2 separate regions of the Homo sapiens genome follow, and region 1 is linked to region 2. A link is a contact called in ENCODE Hi-C or POLR2A ChIA-PET data. All regions are on one chromosome and are shown on one strand. Each heading gives the region's core, a stretch centred on a gene start or an enhancer-like site at or near the end of the contact. The rest is flanking DNA. Distances are from core to core; before and after follow the strand shown.

What was found. A loop is a pair of places that touch in the nucleus more often than their neighbours do. ChIA-PET counts read pairs that join two places held with the same protein, here RNA polymerase II (POLR2A). Pooled maps may share reads with other maps.
Region 1: a loop to region 2 is called in a map of K562, with 2.2 times the contacts of the local background. The contact joins the promoter of SPATA31H1 here to the promoter of ZNF512 in region 2. A Hi-C loop is called at or near these places in 1 of 168 maps with a recorded cell type or tissue (K562) and 2 of 50 pooled maps. POLR2A ChIA-PET finds 5 or more read pairs at or near these places in 5 of 52 experiments (BJ, H1, HEK293 and 2 more).

What each region holds. Positions count from the first base shown.
Region 1 is chr2:27,536,019-27,541,407 of GRCh38, reverse strand. It overlaps SPATA31H1 (SPATA31 subfamily H member 1), which reads right to left and starts at 4,022. Exons shown (of 5, transcript NM_032266.5): 1 at 3,838-4,022. The coding sequence starts at 3,981. RefSeq lists an enhancer at 3,732-4,026.
Region 2 is chr2:27,580,637-27,586,365 of GRCh38, reverse strand. ZNF512 (zinc finger protein 512) reads right to left here and starts at 3,324. Exons shown (of 14, transcript NM_032434.4): 1 at 3,224-3,324; 2 at 2,650-2,708. The coding sequence starts at 3,253. SPATA31H1 (SPATA31 subfamily H member 1) reads right to left here. Exons shown (of 5, transcript NM_032266.5): 5 at 3,644-5,729. The coding sequence ends at 3,839. RefSeq lists an enhancer at 3,077-3,526.

The sequences.
Region 1 (5,389 bases), core at 2,773-5,272, 46 kb after region 2:
TCCCCCTTCCCACGGTCTCCTTCCACGGTCTCCCTCTGATGCCGAGCCAAAGCTGGACGGTACTGCTGCCATCTCGGCTCACTGCAGCCTCCCTGCCTGATTCTCCTGCATCAGCCTGCCGAGTGCCTGCGATTGCAGGCGCTCGCCGCCACGCCACGCCTGACTGGTTTTCATGTTTTTTTTGGTGGAGACGGGGTTTTGCTGTGTTGGCCGGGCTGGTCTCCAGCTCCTAGCCGCGAGTGATCCGCCAGCCTCGGCCTCCCGAGGTGCCGGGATTGCAGACGGAGTCTCCTTCACTCAGTGCTCAATGGTGCCCAGGCTGGAGTGCAGTGGCGTGATCTTGGCTCGCTACAACCTCCACCTCCCAGCCGCCTGCCTTGGCCCCCCAAAGTGCCGAGATTGCAGCCTCTGCCCAGCCGCCACCCCGTCTGGGAAGTGAGGAGCGTCTCTGCCTGGCCCCCCATCGTCTGGGATATGAGGAGCCTCTCTGCCTGGCTGCCCAGTCTGGAAAGTGAGGAGCGTCTCTGCCCGGCCGCCATCCCATCTAGGAAGCGAGGAGCGCCTCTTCCCCGCCGCCATCCCATCTAGGAAGTGAGGAGCGTCTCTGCCCGGCCGCCCATCGTCTGAGATGTGGGGAGCACCTCTGCCCCGCCGCCCTGTCTGGGATGTGAGGAGCGCCTCTGCTGGGCCGCAACCCTGTCTGGGAGGTGAGGAGCGTCTCTGCCCGGCCGCCCCGTCTGAGAAGTGAGGAAACCCTCTGCCTGGCAACCGCCCCATCTGAGAAGTGAGGAGCCCCTCCGTCCGGCAGCCACCCCGTCTGGGAAGTGAGGAGCGTCTCCGCCCGGCAGCCACCCCGACCGGGAGGGAGGTGGGGGGGGGGTCAGCCCCCCGCCCGGCCAGCCGCCCCGTCCGGGAGGTGAGGGGCTCCTCTGCCCGGCCGCCCCTACTGGGAAGTGAGGAGCCCCTCTGCCCGGCCAGTCGCCCCGTCCAGGAGGGAGGTGGGGGGGTCAGCCCCCCGCCCGGCCAGCCGCCCAGTCCGGGAGGTGAGGGGCGCCTCTGCCCGGCCGCCCCTACTGGGAAGTGAGGAGCCCCTCTGCCCGGCCAGCCGCCCCGTCCGGGAGGGAGGTGGTGGGGGTCAGCCCCCCGCCCGGCCAGCCGCCCCGTCCGGGAGGTGAGGGGCGCCTCTGCCCGGCCGCCCCTACTGGGAAGTGAGGAGCCCCTCTGCCCGGCCAGCCGCCCCGTCCGGGAGGGAGGTGGGGGGGTCAGCCCCCCGCCCGGCCGGCCGCCCCGTCCGGGAGGTGAGGGGCGCCTCTGCCCGGCCGCCCCTACTGGGAAGTGAGGACCCCTCTGCCCGGCCAGCCGCCCCGTCCGGGAGGGAGGTGGGGGGGTCAGCCCCCCGCCCGGCCAGCCGCCCAGTCCGGGAGGGAGGTGGGGGGATCAGCCCCCCGCCTGGCCAGCCGCCCCGTCCGGGAGGGAGGTGGGGGGGTCAGCCCCCCGCCCGGCCAGCCGCCCCATCCGGGAGGGAGGTGGGGGGGATCAGCCCCACGCCTGGCCAGCCGCCCGGTCCGGGAGGTGAGGGGCGCCTCTGCCCGGCCGCCCCTACTGGGAAGTGAGGACCCCTCTGCCTGGCCAGCCGCCCCGTCCGGGGGCGGGGGGGGTCAGCCCCCCGCCCGGCCAGCCGCCCCATCCGGGAGGTGAGGGGCGCTTCTGCCCGGCCGCCCCTACTGGGAAGTGAGGAGCCCCTCTGCCCGGCCACGGCCCCGTCTGGGAGGTGTGCCCAGCGGCTCATTGGGGATGGGCCATGATGACAATGGCGGTTTTGTGGAATAGAAAGGCGGGAAGAGTGGGGAAAAAATTGAGAAATCGGATGGTTGCCGGGTCTGTGTGGATAGAAGTAGACATGGGAGACTTTTCATTTTGTTCTGTACTAAGAAAAATTCTTCTGCCTTGGGATCCTGTTGATCTGTGACCTTATCCCCAACCCTGTGCTCTCTGAAACATGTGCTGTGTCCACTCAGGGTTAAATGGATTAAGGGCGGTGCAAGATGTGCTTTGTTAAACAGATGCTTGAAGGCAGCATGCTCGTTAAGAGTCATCACCACTCCCTAATCTTAAGTACCCAGGGACACAAACACTGCGGAAGGCCGGAAGGCCGCAGGGTCCTCTGGCTAGGAAAACCAGAGACCTTTGTTCACTTGTTTATCTACTGACCTTCCCTCCACTATTGTCCTATGACCCTGCCAAATCCCCCTCTGCGAGAAACACCCAAGAATGATCAATTAAAAAAAAAAAAAAAAAAAAAAAAAGAAAATGATGATAATGTTTATAATTAACTCTTTGCATCAGGAAAAATAGACTCAGTCCCTTCTCCCTCCTTTGCAAGGGAGTCTTGCAACACCTTCCACATCCAAACATTCACCCCAATACCTCCTCCACTTTCACATCCCTGATAGCAGATATTTTTTTCTCTTCCACTTACTGCTGTATCAATAGTGCACAGAGGAGTGGAAATGGGGGTAGGAGCAGGTGATAAATACTTGGGGAATTAATTTATGTTCTCTTTTCCTTTTTTTTTTTGAGACAGAGTCTCGCTCTGTCACCCAGGCTGGAGTGCAATGGCGTGGTCTCAGCTCACTGCAACCTCTGCCTCCCAGGTTCAAGTGTTTCCCCTGCTTCAGCCTCCCCGGTAGCTAAGACTACAGGTGCACGCCACCACGCCTGGCTAATTTAGTATTTTTAGTAGAGACGGGGTTCCACCATGTTGGCCAGGCTGGTCTCGAACTCCTGACCTCAAGTGATCTGCCCACCTCTGCCTCCCAAAGTGCTGGGATTACAGGCGAGAGCCACCACGCCCGGCTACGTTCTCTTTTTCACCGTGCCACTCTGATATTTTTGTTTCCTCGCTTCTTCCCACTAAACCATGAAAATGGCCTAGCTATGCCAGAGAACTACCATATAAGCTTACTGGAGGTATTCAAAACCTCATTCTTACTGTGTGGCCCTCATTCCAAGGGCAGCAGCAGCATCTGGGAGCTTGCTAGAATTGTAGAAACTCAGTCCCTACCCCAGACTTACTACATCAGAATCTGCTTTTTAACAAGATCCCCCAGGTGATTCATATGCATGTTAAAGTTTAAGAAGTGCTCCTCAAAGCACAGATCTAAGCACATTTTTATCTGGCTTTAAAATCTTTGATGTCTTTCAAACTGCACAGAGTTGTATTTATACCAAGTATTCAGCCTGGCGTTCAAAGCTCTACAGTGTGACCTCTGTTAACTTGTCAATCTTTTCTCTCTCTGAGTCCCTACAGTCCTATGCTCCATCCAGATTGGTGACATCTCTCCTCAAACACATCCAATACGCTTCCCTTTCCCACATCTTTTTTCCAATGTATTCCCTCTTTTTTAAAAGGTTTCCACTGCCTTCCTCTATTCACTCCAACCACCTTCAAAATCCCACTCTTCCTCTGAAGCACACTCAAACCTGAGCTCTCCCAGGTGGTATTTTATAGAGCCCCCTAGTTCAAAATACTGTCTACCTCCCATGTCAGCAACATTTATACCTCTATTAACTCTTAATCACATTCTCTTTCCAGTTATGTGTATATCCATCTCCCCCACTTCACCTCGAGCTCCTAGAGAATGGCGATAGTCTCTAGGTCTGTTGAAATGAATTGAAGGAAAAAGGATTTATAGTGATCTATAGGAAGACTATCCATGGGCACTGTCTCAACTCCCCTCTCCCTGCATCCAGTTCCTCCCATGGCCCAAAGTATGGCAGTTTCTATGGCCTCAGGAGCGGGACCAGTTAGTTTCAAGGGAGGGCTACATCACATACCTCTGAGTTTATCTTGGCTGCCACCTGCTTCCAGCTCCGATTCCTGGAAAACAGTGTCCAAAGCCGCCAAATAAAAAAAACAAACAATAATAGAAGGCTGATATCTGATGGCAGTGGGACGTCCATCCCCCAAATTGGTGCCATTTCTCAACCCCATGCTCTTCTCAGCCAGAGTTTTCTGCCTCAAGGCTGTGACTTCATATGACATCACAATGGGCATCCCAAGGTAAATCTGACAGCATCCAGCCAATGTGCATGCTACTTAGCTCTCTTCTCTGAGCCATACCCAAAGTACAATCTGCTGCCCCTTCCTGCAGCTGTCCACAGGCTCCACTCTGACAGCCAAAGCTCAGGGAAGAACTCCTTTATGACTCTTCTAGGACTGGGCTAGACAGCTTGTCATTAAGTAGGGAGTATGTAGGCAAGGTTTTAAAGAAGCAGGCCTCCCAAGTGGCCTGTTCTGCCCTACAAGCATTTTCTCTGGAGCCAGTCACTCCCTGGAAGTCCAGATATGGTGTTAAATGCCCCAAACCACAAACTAGAATACAAAGTCAAGTAATTTTTATTTTTTTGAGATGGAATCTCACTCTGTCTCCAGGCTGGAGTGCAGTGGCACAATCTCAGCTCACTGCAACCTCCGCCTCACAGGTTCAAGCAATTCTCTGCCTCAGCCTCCCAAGTTGCTGGGATTACAGGCACGCGACACCACACCCAGCTAATTTTTGTATTTTTAGTAGAGACGGGGTTTCACCATGTTTGCCAGGCTAGTCTCGATCTCTTGACCTCGTGATCCACCCGCCTCAGCCTCCCAAAGTGCTGGGATTACAGGCGTGAGCCACCGCACCCGGCCAAGGTCAAGTAAATTTAAGAAAGCTAGGATATTTTAAGTAGGTACTCTCAGAAAATTTGAGATAAACGGTTTCCTAAGTCTAAGGCTTGACACATTTTCTAGCTGCTATTGCATTGAGATGGAAAAGAGATGTCAGAGAGGGAAATTAAATTACCTTAGAGGATCACTCTACCCCAGAATCTACAGTCTCATTTTCCAAGTCTAGAACATTTATTCCATCATGTCATCCAGACTTGACTGGATTCTCTAGGGCTAATTCACTATAAACAAAAAATGTACAAGGAATCAATTCATTCTATAACAAAGATTAATAAAACTGGCCAAGGCATTCTTTTTTCTTATAGGAAAGTTAATCTGGAAAAGCAACTCGATGAACTATTGAACAGCAGGTAATGTCTTAGAGGACAGATGAGGTATCTACCTCATAGAATTTTCAGCCTACAGGGGCAGCCTAAGCAATGTTCTAGAAAAGCCCATCAAGAAGAAAGTAGTTAAATAAATGTGCTATACCCATATTATGAATACTCTGTGGTCACTATACAGATTATAACGATAAAGAATAAGATATGGATATGTAATATGAGCTGAACACACATTAAGTGGCAAGTACTAGTTATATGCCAGCCTGGAGTTCTAAAAAAAGATTAGAACTGAAGACATAGTTTTGGGTTCTTAAAACATTATGTATATAATATATAAAAC
Region 2 (5,729 bases), core at 2,075-4,574:
CCCAGCTACTCGGGAGGCTGAGGCAGGAGAATTGCTTGAACCCAGGAGGTGGAGGTTGTGGTGAGCCGAGATCATGCCACTGCACTCCAGCCTAGGCGACAGAGCAAGACTCCATCTCCAACAACAACAACAACAACAACAACAACAACAAAGACTTGATGGTACCAACAGGCCATTAAGAGCTGAGTCCCATGTAATAACTCTTAGGAAACTCTCCATGTAGGAATTTCTTACTATCAGTGTAGGACTCAGAAATACAGTACCCATATACCCTCTTATGAATAAGCATAAGCATACTGAAAAGGCAACAGTTCATATGATCATAATTAACTCTTGGAGATTAAATCAAGGTGGTTAGGGAATCCCTCCTCCAGGTCTCATGTTTTATTTTTAAAGCACTCAACAAAAACAATTCTCAAGTATTTTACAATATCTACCCATCAACCCCAGGACATTTGATTATTTGTAAAAAAAACCAGATTAAGCTCAAACTTCCCTTTCCATACATATAACAAGAAAAAGCTTTGTTGTGATACAATGACTATCATAATTGCATTTATTTTATAATTTGTTGCCACCAGTGTGGCAACTCTCAGCTTCTGATCACAAACATAAAAAGTTTAGCCTATTTTCAACTCCTTTCTGATCTACCAAAAATTTTTAAGAGCCCCTAGCTCATTCTTCCATGTGCAAATATTTAGATTTCATTAGAAAAGTACTTTAGTTCATCTCGGTATCCTTTGTAAACTTATTTAATTCTACCCAATCTTTAAAAGCTAGTGTTCTCCATGATTTCCTCCTCTACTCTTCTCTGGTCTCACTTCTCACCATTGACTCTCAAATGTCACAATCTCCTAGGAAGCTAGTTAAAAGTAAAGATTTCTATGCCCTAAACCCAATGATTCCAAATCTGGTTAATGGATGGGGGCCTAATAATCTTATTTTTTAACAATTATCTCTAGGTGACCAAGGTACATACTGAGAAACATTGCTCTAACCACTTTAACTAGAAGAGCTCATTAAAACTCTCAGCTTGTGGAAGAAAACATCATGTTTCCAATTATTTTTTATAGCTGATAATTCCCAATTCTGTATTTCAGACCAGCTCTTCATCTGAGGTCCAAACCTATTTGTTTTTGTTCCAAATGTTGCTCCTCATTCAGAAATTTGTAGTTCTGTGAATTACTCCAAAATTCACCTGATGGCCAAAGCCAGAAACCCATAGACATCCTATCTTCCTTCTCTTACTCACTTCTCATCATCACCACCTGTACATTCCCTATACGTTGTTCCCTACGTATTCCCTGTATATTGTTCCCACCATAGGCTACATGTTCTTTATTCATCTCTTAGGTTATCATAATAACCTCTGAACCAGTTTCCCAGTACCCTTCCAAATCCATCCTTCATAATGCTGCCAGAGTGGCCTAAGACCAATATCTGGCTATGTCATTCCCTCATTATCTCTTCCAGGATAAAATCCAAACACTTTAGCATGCCGTAACAGGTCCTCCATGGTCTAGCCCCTACTAACCTCTCTAAACGCTCTCCCTGCAATCCCTCATCCTCTATCCCAGACATACAGAACTACTTACTATCCCATTAACTCTTTCCACACGTTCACATGCTGTTCTCTGTTCTGAAAAACCTTTCTCCTTCTCACTAACTGCATGATTCCTCAACTTTCAAGTTTCTACTTAGGAGTGACCTGCTCTGATAATCCTTCCCTTCCAAACTATCACTCCCCTTCCTCAAAGGCTAAATTAAATTCCTACTTAAAAATACTTACTTATTACAATGAACTGTGTTGACCTACTTGCCTATCTCCCCTTCTAGACTGCTAGTTGTTTTTCATGCCTGTATTCCTAACCTACTACAGAACTGGCGCACAGCAAACATGTAGTAAATGTCACCTGAATGAATGAATCCATTTAATGTCTAGTTAACAAGAATGTTTTCTTTTGTATTAACCATGGAAAAACTAAGCACCTTCAGTGTACTAAATAATAAACCAGTCTTACAGACAAGTAGTTTAAAAATACAAGGATTTCTTACGGCCATTTTTATCATCCATCCCAAGTTCATCAGTGTATTTATGAGCACGAATTTCATGTCTGGAGAAATACAGAATTACCACTGAGTCTTTGGTTCCATTTTTATTACAATTTGTACTTTTTTTTTGCAAGCTAGGTTTTTCTCCCACACACTAGACTTAGACCTACACTGTCCAATCCGATAGCCACGAGCTACAGGTGGCTATTTAACGTTAGTTAAAATTAAATAAAATTTAAAATTCAATCCCTCAGTCGCACTAGCCACATTTCAAGCGCTCAAAAGGCGTACGGGGCTAGTAGCTATGATACTAGACAGTGCAGATACAGAACATTTTCGTCACAAGAAGTTCCACTGGACAGCGCTGGCCACAAAATCACAAAAGAACCTTAGAAAAACCTCACTCACTTGGCAAATAAAATTTAAAATTCAGTCCCTCAGTTGCACTAGCCACATTTCAACTGCTCAAAATCCACACCGGGTTAGTGGCTATGATACTGGACAATGCAGATACAGAACATTTTCATCACAGGAAGAAGTTCTACTGGTCAGCGCTGGTGACACAATCATAAAAGGACCTTAGAAAACCTCACTTACTTCTTAGCTCCCACGATCCTCGTGCTCCTCTGCTGCTTAAAGGTTGTGGGTCCCGAAGTCTAGCAAATCACAAGCACACGAGTGAGTGCTAGGGACCTCTGAACCTCGACCACAAAAAGACGAATTCCCCTATGCCCAGAAGAAATGAAGTTCTCCCGGGGAAACCACCTCAAACACAAGAAGGCAACACCTTTTAGGAAAAATATGCTGTCCTATCTTCCAGCAGTGCAAAGGCGGGTAACAATACCAGAGCCTTCGTCTTCCCCCATTCTCAAAGCCCTGTCCCAGGCTCTAAAAGGGAGGCCAAAAGAAAAGACAACGGATATGAGAGACATTGGGGATGTAAAAGGAATAGAAACTAATGGTAATGTGGCGAGGAATTAAATCCAAGGAGGTGGGGAACAGGCAGCAGAACGTGGGTAAAGAAAAAGGGACAGGTGATCTGATCTAGAAGGGTGGGGCCTACGATGGCCTCTGATAAAACCAACTCAGCATGGGACAAAAGCGAGGGACCGCGTGTTCCGGGCTCGACAGCGCTACCTCTAAAGCATAACGGTCAAACCAAGAAACTCACGGCGGGTACAGCACCGAGTCTGGAAGACATCACTCCCTCTCCACGCCTAACAATTTCACCCAAGGGCTCCGGCCAGACCAACGCCACTTCCGCTCTCCTCTCCCGGATGTGGGCTCGGCTCCGCCTAGCCCTCTTCTGAACTTCTACTTCCGCCTAGCAGCTTCCGAGGGGGCTGCGGCCGGAGCGAGTCACGTGATGAGTCACCCTCCGATTCCTCTGAGACCCCGCCCCACTGGGATCGCGACGCGGGACCCGGGAACCTATGGGTGGGGTCTGGAGTGAAGGGGCGGAGCTTGGAGCCTCGGCTGGGCCTCAAAACCCCTGGCTCTCATTCCGAATCTTTGCACAACTCCTCGTGTCCCTCCAGCCTGCCTTCCCCATCCACCCGCCCAGTGGTCTCAGTCCAGATGCACAGGAAGATCATTTACTGCCCCTTTATTCATCTTAGAGAAATTACAGACCCATTCTCACCCGCCTCCCCCCCGGTAGAGAGAAATGGAAGCCTTTCCACGCTGGGGGCGCAGGAATTGGAGGCAGTGGCTGAGCAGGAAAGAAGCCTGGAAAGGGCAGCACGATGAAGACTTAGGACAATGAATAATAGGGGCGGACCTCGCCTCATCGAGTAGCTTCAGGCCTCCACACTTGCCCTGCTTTGGGATTTTTATGTGTGGTCCCGAGGAGAGTTGTTTGATTCTTGAAATCTCTAGACAAACTATGGCTGGGCCTCTCTCCAGGGAAACTGTACTTGAGTCCCTCCTTAAGGGGACTGCGTCGGCTCCTCTCAGAGGGACTGCAATGGTTCCTCCCAGAGGGCCTCCCTGGCCTCATCTCAGAGGGACTGTGACGGGTTCTCTCACAGGAACTGCGATGGCTCCTCTCAGAGGTCCTCCCTTGCCTCATCCCGGAGGGACTGCGATGGCTTCTCTCAGAGGGACTGTGACAGGTTTTCCCAGAGGAACTGTGTCCTCTCCTCTCAGAGGGACTGCAACGGCTTCTTTCCAAGGGACTGAGGTGGCTCTTCTCTGAGGGACTGTGACTTCTCTCAGAAATCCTACGATGGCTCCTCTCAAAGGACCTGTGAGATCTCCTCTCAGAGGGACTGCGATGGCTCCTCTCCAAGAGACTGTGACGGCTCCTCTCCAAGGGACTGTGACGTCTTCTCTCAGAGGGACTGTGATGGCTTCTCTCAGAGGGACTGTGATGGCTTTTCTCTGAGGGACTGTGATGTCTTCTCTCAGAGGGACTGCGATGTCTTCTCTCAGAGGGACTGCAATGGCTTCTCTCAGAGGGACTGCAATGGCTTCTCTCAGAGGGACTGTGATGTCTTCTCTCAGAGGGACTGTGATGGCTTCTCTCAGAGGGACTGTGATGGCTTCTCTCTGAGGGACTGCGATGGCTCCTCCGAGCGGGACTGCGATGGCTTCTCTTAGAGGGACTGTGATGTCTTCTCTCAGAGGGACCACGATGGCTCCTCTGAGAGGGACTGCGATGTCTTCTCTCAGAGGGACTGCAATGGCTTCTCTCTGAGGGACCGCGATGGCTCCTCTGGGAGGGACTGCGATGTCTTCTCTCAGAGGAACTGCGATGGCTTCTCTCTGAGGGACTGCGATGGCTTCTCTCTGAGGGACTGTGATGTCTTCTCTGAGAGGGACCGCGATGGCTCCTCTGAGAGGGACTGTGAAGGCCCCTTTCAGAGAGACTGTGACAGCTCCTCTCGGGGGGACTGCAGTGATTTCTCTGAGACGGACTGCGCCAGCTTCTCTCAGAAGGACTGGAATGGTTTTTCCTAGAGGGACTGCAGTGGCTCCTCTGAGAGGGACTGTGATGTCTTCTCTCCAAGGAACTGCGTTGGCTTCTCTCAGAGGGACTGCGATGGTTTCTCCAAGAGGGGTTATGACGGGTTCTCTCAGAAGGACCGCGTGGGGTTCTCTCCCTATAGAAGCTGGGGTGGTTATGCTCCTTGTGTGTGAGTTTGTCTTTAAGATGTCGGTGCCAGGTTCTCTTCACAGGGGAACCAGGTAGGATTCTTCCTCGGGCCTGAACTCTGGTTCCTGGTGTGGACAAGTTCTTAGACTCCTGGCTGGAGGTTTCATTTCTATAGAAGTTTTTCTTTGATCTGCTACTACTGTCCTTTTGAACAGTTCTCAGAGGCTGCCCCACTGAGGCAGTTTGGAAAGCAATACCACTTTGGGAATCTGTGGGCTTGGGCAGTCGAAGAGGTCTGGGTTGGAAAGAGTAAGCTCTTCTTGGCTGTTGAGCTGATCTGCACTGGACCGTTCCTCCCCACAATATGTCCTCCTGCTTAATGGTTGAGCCTGCTGGCGTTAGCTTGTCAGCTGACCTCTTGTCTCTTTTGATACTGCTTGGTAAGCAATAGTCCCTGGCATTTTGTTTTGGATAATAGTTTTTGCTTGCCCACAAATTGTCTGGCCTTGTCCCGTCCACAGGCTTCCGCCCAACAGAAGCTATAACTCTGTGTGCTGTTTGGAATGCCCGCTTTAGGCTC